Regions from separate parts of the Homo sapiens genome. Here regions 1 and 2 are each linked to region 3. Evidence: chromatin contacts called from ENCODE Hi-C or POLR2A ChIA-PET data. All regions are on one chromosome and are shown on one strand. The core of a region is the stretch at or near the end of the contact, and the rest is flanking DNA. Distances in the headings are between cores, read along the strand shown.

Evidence for each region. Hi-C counts contacts between places; a loop is a spot of excess contacts on that map. ChIA-PET counts read pairs that join two places held with the same protein, here RNA polymerase II (POLR2A). Pooled maps may share reads with other maps.
Region 1: a pooled map shows a loop between it and region 3 (8-fold over the local background). The contact joins the promoter of USP48 here to the promoter of SPEN in region 3. A Hi-C loop is called at or near these places in 6 of 50 pooled maps. POLR2A ChIA-PET finds 5 or more read pairs at or near these places in 2 of 52 experiments (activated CD4-positive, alpha-beta T cell and endothelial cell of umbilical vein).
Region 2: a pooled map shows a loop between it and region 3 (7-fold over the local background). The contact joins the promoter of CDC42 here to the promoter of SPEN in region 3. A Hi-C loop is called at or near these places in 3 of 50 pooled maps. POLR2A ChIA-PET finds 5 or more read pairs at or near these places in 3 of 52 experiments (HepG2, PC-3 and activated naive CD4-positive, alpha-beta T cell).

The regions. Positions count from the first base shown.
Region 1 is chr1:21,781,810-21,784,600 of GRCh38, forward strand. USP48 (ubiquitin specific peptidase 48) reads right to left here and starts at 1,340. Exons shown (of 27, transcript NM_032236.8): 1 at 1,015-1,340. The coding sequence starts at 1,148. RefSeq lists enhancers at 24-73, 386-1,157, 634-733, 1,158-1,928, 1,674-1,723 and a silencer at 1,104-1,463.
Region 2 is chr1:22,051,392-22,054,091 of GRCh38, forward strand. It overlaps CDC42 (cell division cycle 42), which reads left to right and starts at 1,318. Exons shown (of 6, transcript NM_001791.4): 1 at 1,318-1,351. RefSeq lists silencers at 1,407-1,556, 1,617-1,836, 1,847-2,026 and enhancers at 1,739-2,306, 2,307-2,700.
Region 3 is chr1:15,846,154-15,848,972 of GRCh38, forward strand. SPEN (spen family transcriptional repressor) reads left to right here and starts at 1,554. Exons shown (of 15, transcript NM_015001.3): 1 at 1,554-1,997. The coding sequence starts at 1,915. SPEN-AS1 (SPEN antisense RNA 1) reads right to left here and starts at 1,994. Exons shown (of 2, transcript NR_024279.1): 1 at 1,955-1,994. RefSeq lists enhancers at 684-1,196, 1,197-1,708 and silencers at 1,291-1,860, 2,041-2,460.

The DNA.
Region 1 (2,791 bases), core at 90-2,589, 5.9 Mb after region 3:
GCTTGATTATTTCTATTATACACAGACTTCAAACATTCCAGAACTTACTGTTAAAGTCAGATTTACCCTCCTTGTGAGACAGACGCCCAGAGCTTGGACTTATTCGTTTGCTTTATAGAAACTCCCTAACTTATTTCACTTCTCATACTAGACTTTAAGCTCCAAAGCCAGAGACCATGACTTCCATTCCTTCCGGATCCCCCAGCGGAATGTAAAAACTCCAGAAAGCATTTCCTAAATGCCTGCCGAAAGACGGCTACTGAGCATGCCCGGCTTGGCCAAGTCAATTTCAACAACATTCTGAAACAAAAACTATAGTTCCCGCGTTACAAGGTGGAAAAAAGGGAATAAACGGGAGCAAAGCCTAAGGATTCAATCTATATGAGGGGGTTAAGGAAAGGTAAAGTTCAAGGGCGGCGCAGACGTGAAGGACAGCACTATCACAGCTTAAACTTGGTACTCGGTAAACTGGTGTCGAACCAGAACGACCAAAGAAAGGCTTAAAAAAAATACTAGATTAACGAGTGAGGGAAGGCCAACGGGGGTGCAGGGTATCGATGACGTAGGCTGACCACAGTTTTTTCTAAAGCTGCCCTCTACAAAAATAATACTAAGATGATCAGGCCTTCGGTGTCAACACCAACAAGATACACTGTGATGAAGCTCACTTCCAAAAAGTTCCTTTTTACAAACGAAAGAGCCGTGCTGTGGCCAAGATACCCCAACCATCAACGCTTGCTAAGCTCTCAGCTCCTGCCTTCATCTCCACCGCCATCTTCTGGATGGGAACCCAAACCTTCCTAAAGTGCTTTGGCCAGCATCACCTCCGCGCACAGCCCGGGAAGCCTGCGTTTCCCAGGTCGCGCAGACGGCGCAAAGGGGGAAACTCCACCTCGCTCGGCTCCGCGCCTCCCAAATGCACGCAAAGGGCTGCCGTCTTCCTTTCCCCTACCCCGCCCGGGCTTTCCAAGGTCCGGCGCGAGGAGCCCGCGAGGCGCGGTGCGCGGGCCTCACCTGCACACGCCGCGAATGCAGGGCTCCAGCCAGATGCGGTAAGCGGTCTCGATGTGCTCCTGCGACACCTCCTCGGGCCGCACCGTCTCCGCCCAGCGCCAGGCCGCCTTCTCCAGCTGCAGCCGCGGGGCCATGGCCTTGGCCCCAGGAACGCCTCCCGAGCCAGACCGCCGCAGCCGCCGCCGCGGTCTGCACCGCCGCCCCAATGGGCTTCGCCACCTGCCAGCAAGGAGGACCTGGCGCTCCTTCAGGCAGCTGGCCAGTCAATCACCTGTGCGCGCCACTGCCGCCGCGCCCGCCCGCGCCCGACCCGCACGACCGGCCGCAAAGCGCCGCCGTCGACACCCGACACACCCCGCGCCCGCGGACGTTAAAGGTGGACTCCCCGCCGCGCTGAGCGCATGCGCGTTCCCAGCAGCCTCTGCGCCTCCCGCGCCCCTAACCCGACGGGCTGAGGTAGAGGAAGCGTACGTCCGAGGCGGTCTTGCCACGTCCTCACTGGCACTTCTGGAAAAGCAGCGTCTCAGCCCCCGTTCAGGGCGGCGCACTACGTACCACTACTCTAACAAACCAGTGCCTCGAAAGCTATTTCTTGCCTCCGGTACTTCCCTTTTAACCATGAAGTTTTCACGCTAGAGGCTACTCAACGCACACACAGGCCCGCCCAGACTGTGGAGCGGGACCTGTTTAGAGTAGAAACCGAGTCGCCAAAGAAACCAGTGTTGGCTCTTTAGAGGGAGATTTAACTTGAGCCTAGACCGGTTCCGAACCCCTTTCCCGAGCCCTCCTGACGTCATGGGACCTTCCGGCCTTTTCCCGTGCTAGGGTGGGACTACGTGTCCCGGCATGCCCTGCGTCCTGCCACTGACTGTGAGGCATGCTGGGATTTGTAGTCTTCGAGGTGGGAGTGCTCAGTGCGCCGCAGACTGTGCGGGCGGGGGTCCGAGGTGCCAGGGTGGAGTTTCTCTGGTGCGCAAGGTCATGTTTGCTGTTGGCTCCCTTCTCAAGACTGTTACCTCTATGCCAGGATTTTCTAGTTCCTCTCTAGCTCCTGGTTTAAAACATTTCCTTTCTGCGACTCCTGCCCCAGGACATAAAGAGTAGCTTTATGAGAATTGTTTTGCAAACTGTAAAGAACTCTACTAAAGTGAGGATATTTAAGAATTTTGAATTTGAATTAGAGCTCTGCCAGAATCTAAGCGCTAACTTCTGACTCAGCTGCTTGCCTGCTGGAAAACCTTAGGCTGAATTCTTTAGATAAACATTCACTGGGCCGAGCACCGTGGCTCAAGGATCCAATCCCAGCACTTTGGGAGGCCGAGGTGGGCGGATCACCTGAGGTCAGGAGTTCGAGGCCAGCCTGACCAAAATGGAGAAACCCCGTCTCTACTAAAAATACAAAATTAGCAAGGCGCGGTCGCGCATGCCTGTAATCCCAGCTAGTCGGGAGGCAGAGGCAGGAGAATCGCTTGAACCCGGGAGGCGGAGGTTGTGGTTAGCCGAGATAACGCCATTGCACTCCAGCCTGGGCAACAAGAGTAAAACTCCGTCTCAAAAAAAACAAAAAAATTCGCTGAAGGCAGAAGAAAGTAAGATGTGGTCCCTGCCCTTGGAAGTGGGTTAGGGAGTGAGCGGTAGAAATACAAAGATCCCCATCCCAGTCTTGGGAGGCTTCGGGGTACTTGAGAAAAGGCTTCCCAGAAGTAATTCCGAAGCCCGCTTTTAACGGGTGAGTTGGACTTATCCAGGATAGAAGAAAGACACCATTCCAGAAAAA
Region 2 (2,700 bases), core at 68-2,567, 6.2 Mb after region 3:
AATAAGAGAGGGAAGTTCTCTATTTTCCTGAAGCTTTCATACTAGCAGAGAAGACAAATAATAGATACTGCGAAGATAGGATGATTGAAGAATGCAGTGATATAAATTTGGGGGAAGAGGAGGGAGGCAGAGCAAAGAAATTCAAGGCCTTGGCCAGACGTAATGTCTCACACCTTGTAATCCCAGCAGTTTGGGAGGCTGAGGCAGGCTGATAGCTTGTGTCCAGGAGTTCGAGACCAGCCTGGGCAATCCAGCAAAACCCTGTGTCTACAAAAAAATACAAAAATTAGCCAGGCATGGTGGCATGCGCCTGTGGTCCCAGCTACTTGGGAGGCTGAGGTGGGAGAATCGCCGGGACGTCGAGATTGCAGTGAGCTGAGATCGTGCCACTGCACTCCTGCCTGGGTGACAGAGCAAGAACGTCTCAAAGAAAAAACAACAACAACAACAACAACAACAACAACAAAAACACAAGGCCTGTGGTTGGGGGAAGGTTGTAACTCTAAAAAAGACCCATGTGGCTACAGCGAGGGACACTGGGTGTAGGTAGAGATAAGAAGAGTGATACTCAGTTCTCACATCACGGCGGACTGAATACAGGCCCGGGGAGTGAGAGACCATCCACCCCTGTGATCTGGGGCAAGTCACCAGCCCTTTCAGAGAAGCTTCCGTCTTCTCTGCAAAATGGGACAATACCTTGCTTCACAAGCTTGCAAGGATCAAAAGAACTGGTAGTGGGCCGGGCGCGGTGGTTCACGCCCGTAATCCCAGCACTTTGGGAGGTCGAGGCAGGTGGATCACTTACTTGAGGTCACGGGTTCGAGACCAGCCTGGGCAAAATGGTGAAACCCCGTGTCTGCTAAAAATACAAACATTAGCCTGGCGTGGTGGCAGGTGCCAGTGATCCCAGCTACTCGGGAGGCAGAGGCAGGAGGATCGCTTGAACCCAAGGGGTGGAGGTTGCAGTGAGCTGAGATCGCGCGCTGCACTCCAGTCTGGGCAACAGATCAAGACTGTCTCAGAAAAAACAAACAAAAAAGAACTGGTAGAGGAAGCGCTTTGCATACTATCGTTCACAGTATTATTACAAATACAACCATTAGGAAAACATGCAGAGCATAGCCCCGAACTCACGAGCTGCGCCGGCCCGCGCGTGCGCGACAGGCGGGCGGAGCCAGGGCAGTCCAGGCACCGCCTTGACCCGCCCCAGCCTCTTCCCCTTCCCTGTTCCTCCCACTTCCGCGGGCACCCAACTGTGCGTCTCCTGCGCGCTGACGTCAGGTGCGTGCCCCTGTCCGGCAGCCGAGGAGACCCCGCGCAGTGCTGCCAACGCCCCGGTGGAGAAGCTGAGGTGAGTGCGGGGCCCGAGGTTCCCCGCGGGAGCTGCCACCCTACCTTCCCATCCCCGCCGTCTCCGTCCTCTCCCAGTCCTCGGGGACACCCCGTCTGCGGGATCGTGGGGGGCCCGGGAGCACGGGTTGTGGGGGAGTGCCCGGCTCGCGCTGCGTCCTCCGGGCGGGCGCGGGTCCGCGTTCTGTGGGGGAGCCGGGGCGGGGGTCGCGGCCGGGGAGGCAGGGGGCGCCCGTCTGAGGAGGGGCGCGCGGCCGGGGCTCGGGGCGCGAGCGGGACCGGGCTGTCACCGGCAGCGGCGGAAGGAAGGGGGTCACACCCATCCTGGGCGCCCGGGCTCCCCTCCCCCCAGCCCGGCCCGGCGGGCTCCTAAGGGCGGCCGGGGGCCTCAGAGCGACTCGCGGGCGCTTGGGCCGGGCCGGGCGCCGGTCTTCCGTGCTGGCAGGCTGCGTTCCGTGCCCTGCGCTCCGGCCTGGACTTCCTGCTTCGCCGGGCGCCGCCGCGGACATTTTGCGGCGGGGGTGGGGGGGCGGGGGAGGGGAGTGGCGTTGCGGCCGCGGCGGGGCGGTGGCAGGAGGGCAGCTCGCTGGCTGCTCGCGGCGGTGCCTGTCCGAGCTCCCCTCCGCGCCGGCCGCGTCCTCTGGGCGGGGTGGCCCCGAGCCACGGCCTCCAGGCTGCTCTTCCTTTCGGAGGTCGAGTTCCTAGCATTTCCATCCGCTCCTCCAGCCCGCTCCCTGCCGGTTTAGCTGAAGCTTCCCTTTCGGGGAGTTACCTAACTACCTCCCGAAGCCGTCGTTCTGCTGCTTGGTTAATTCCTCTTATCGGGGGGGAATTTTCTTTGTTCGTTTGTTTTTCCTCCCCTTTAAGTCCAAGATAAATGTAGTGTGGAAGATTACGTCATCGCGGTATAAGGAGTGAGACTTAACTCCTACAAGTCAGGGACTTAAATTCAAACAGCATTTTGCAGCCTTAGTCGGTCACCCAGTGGCTTATCCTGCCTGCTTCCCAACACGTCGTATTCACAGATGATGTTTTGAAAGCTTGTTACTTGTGTTCATGACCGCCTTCAGTGCACCTAAAAGCTAGGAAGGTTTAAAATCCCAGGATTAGTTTGTGTCAGGGAATAAAGTGTAAGACAACACCGTCCACGGCCCCTTGCGTGGCATTAACTTTAAATAGAGGTCCCTTTGACTATACTAGAATGAGGTGGGTTTATTTGTGGGAACACTTTTCGGTCCAAAATGACTTTCCCAGACTGTTTATTCTCCTTTATGACTTACTGCATGCTGGGAATCTCCCTAGGTTGATTCAAGTGCACTTTTTGTGGTGAAGTTGTGTTGAAAAGAGGAT
Region 3 (2,819 bases), core at 304-2,803:
CTAGCCTGGTGTGGTGGTGCGCGCCTGTAATTCCAGCTACTCGGAAGGCTGACGCAGGAGAATCGCTTGAACCTGGGAGGCGGAGGTTGCAGTGAGCTGAGACAGCGCCATTGTGCCCCAGCTTGGCTAACAAGAGTGAAACTTGGTCTCAGGAAAAAAAAAAAAAAAGAGGCTGGGCGTGGTGGCTCAAGCCTGTAATCCCAGCACTTTGGGAGGCTTGAGGCGGGTGGATTACCTGAGGTTGTGAGTTCGAGGCCAGCTTGACCAACACAGAGAAACTGTCTCTACTAAAAATACAAAAATTAGCCGGGCATGGTGGCGCATGCCTGTAATCCCAGCTACTCAGGAGGCTGAAGCAGGAGAATCGCTTGAACCCAGGAGACAGAGGTTGCAGTAAGCCGAGAACACACCATTGCACTCCAGCCTGGGCAACAAAAGCAAAACTCCGTCTCAAAGGAAAAAAAAAAAAAAAGAAAGTTCAACTGTAGGTTTCAAAAGCTCTTAGGCCTGGAAAGGCCAGAGGTCTAATTCCTTTCTCTGTTTAAATATTAAATTATGGTCTGAGGGGAACAATATTGGATTCCTGTCTCATTTCCGTTTTATTCCTTCTATACCACAGCGATCAGCAAGGGTATCTTGCAAACGGTTTCGCAAGATTCTATATAAAAAAGTTGCTTAGGCCAGGTGCAGTGACTCCCGCCTGTACTCCCAGTACTTTAGGAGGCCGAGGCGGGCGGATCACCTGAGGTCAGGAGTTCAAGACCAGCCTGGCCTACATGGTGAAACCCTGTCTCTAATAAAAATACAAAAATTAGCCAGGTGTGGTTGCGGGTGCTTGTAATCCCAGCTACTTGGGAGGCTGAGGCAGGAGAATCGCTTGAGTCTGGGAGGCGGAGATTGCAGTGAGCCGAGACCGTGCCACTGCACTCCAGCAGCCTGGGCAACAGAGCGAGACCCCGTATTAAAAAAAAAAAAGTTGCTTCATGTTACAAGCCAGTGACTCTTGGATGGGATGCGTTTCTGAAGCCGTCGCTGTTCAGCAGAGCGGTGAGAAGGGCAACCTTTTTCTGATCGCTTTCCCAAGCAGGCAGGAATCTAAGTGTCCGGAAACGCCAGGAGCTGGCCGCCAGGTGAGCGGAGGACGAAGGGGTCCTGACTTCTAGGGGACAGGCCTTGGCAGCCGCTTTGACCCGTAGCCCTGTGGAAACCAATTGCATTTCTCTTCATATCTTCCACCAGGCCGGGGCCTGGGGTTGCCGCTGGAGGGGCTAAAGACCGCTCCTGCTTCCTCAGCCGCCCCTTGCCCGGCGCGGGAACCCGACCGAGAGCCCGCCAAGCAGCGGGACTCCACTAGCAGCTGCGCGCCTGCGCACCGGGGCCGAGCGCGCGAGCGTTCCTTCCCCGCCTGTAGTCCCTCACTTCGTCGCCCGGTCCGCGCGCCTGCGCGCCGGCTGGGAGGAACTCAGCTTCTCCGCCTTGGCAGGCGGGAGGACGCGCGCGCGCCCGCGGCGAGGGGGAGGCAGTGCGGCGGCGGGAGTCGGGCCGCGCGCGCCAGTGGGAAGCGTCCGGCTGCCACAGCGCCAGCTCCGTCGTAGTCGCTGCCGCCCGTGTCCCGCTCGCCCCTCCTCCCGCTCCCCCGCCCGCCCCTGCCCGGGCGCATGCGCTGCCGGAGCGCGAGGGTCGGCTTCGGGTGTGTGGTGGCGGCAGAGCTGAGCTGCGAGGCCCGAGAGTCAGAACCTGGGGGAGAGGGATGGTCTCTGCACGGGGGGGAGCCGGAGGAGCCGCCGCCGCTGCCGACGCCACCGCCGCAGCCGCCGCCGCCGCCGCCCCGGCACCCGCCTCCCGGCGCTGACGGTCTCGTACGAAGCCGGCGAGGGGGAGCCAGCAGCGGCGGTCGCCGGCACGCCGCCCAGCATGGTCCGGGAAACCAGGCATCTCTGGGTGGGCAACTTACCCGAGAACGTGCGGGAAGAGAAGATCATCGAGCATTTCAAACGGTGAGTGACACGAGGCCCGCGGCCGCGCTCGCTCCTCGGGCGCCGCTTCCCGCCCCGGCCCGTTGCCGGCCCCTCCCGGAGCGCGGAGCTGGTGAGGAGGACTCCGGCCCGGACCCACGGGCGCTGTGGGACCTCGTCAGCCGCTCGGCCCGCGTCGCGGCGTTGGGCCTCGGGTGTCGGCGGTGCGGGCGGCCAAGCCGCGCCGCCTTCGAAGAGCCCGCGGGGCCCCGGCGGCCGCGTCCGTGACGAGGGAGGTGACCGAGGCTCGGCCTCCACGCAGCCGGCGCCCCGGGGCTGCCCTCGCGTCAGCCCGGGAGTCGGTGGGAGATGCGCTGGGCGGCGGGGTCGCGTCCTTGCGCGCAGTGCCCGGCCCGGAGCAGCCGGGACCCGAGCCCGCCCGACAGCCGGGTCCGGCGCCGCCACTCCAAGCTGCTCTGCGGGCGCTCGGCAATGTCTGACTTCGGGAGGGTTCCGTGCGAAGGGAAAGGCGGTGCGAAAACAGAAGTCGCAGTAGGTACTGTGGTCGCGTCGCGGACCCGGAGAGACCATCTAGGACCTCTCCGGAGGATTTGCAGCCTTGAAACTCACTGGGAATGGCAAACGTTTCTCGTTTTTGCGGGGCTGGGTGGAGAGTGGTGTGAAATAAGTTGGTGCGCCCGTTTGGGCTTCCTCGTCCCCGGCGGAGGAGACCGCGTCTGACAGGAGGTTGCTAGCCCCGGCGCCCGTAGCCTCGGGTCGCACTCCCAGGCCGCCCTAAGACCCTGGTGCCCCCCACCCCTGAATTCCCGAATCAAACGGTAAAACATTCCAAACCTTTTACGA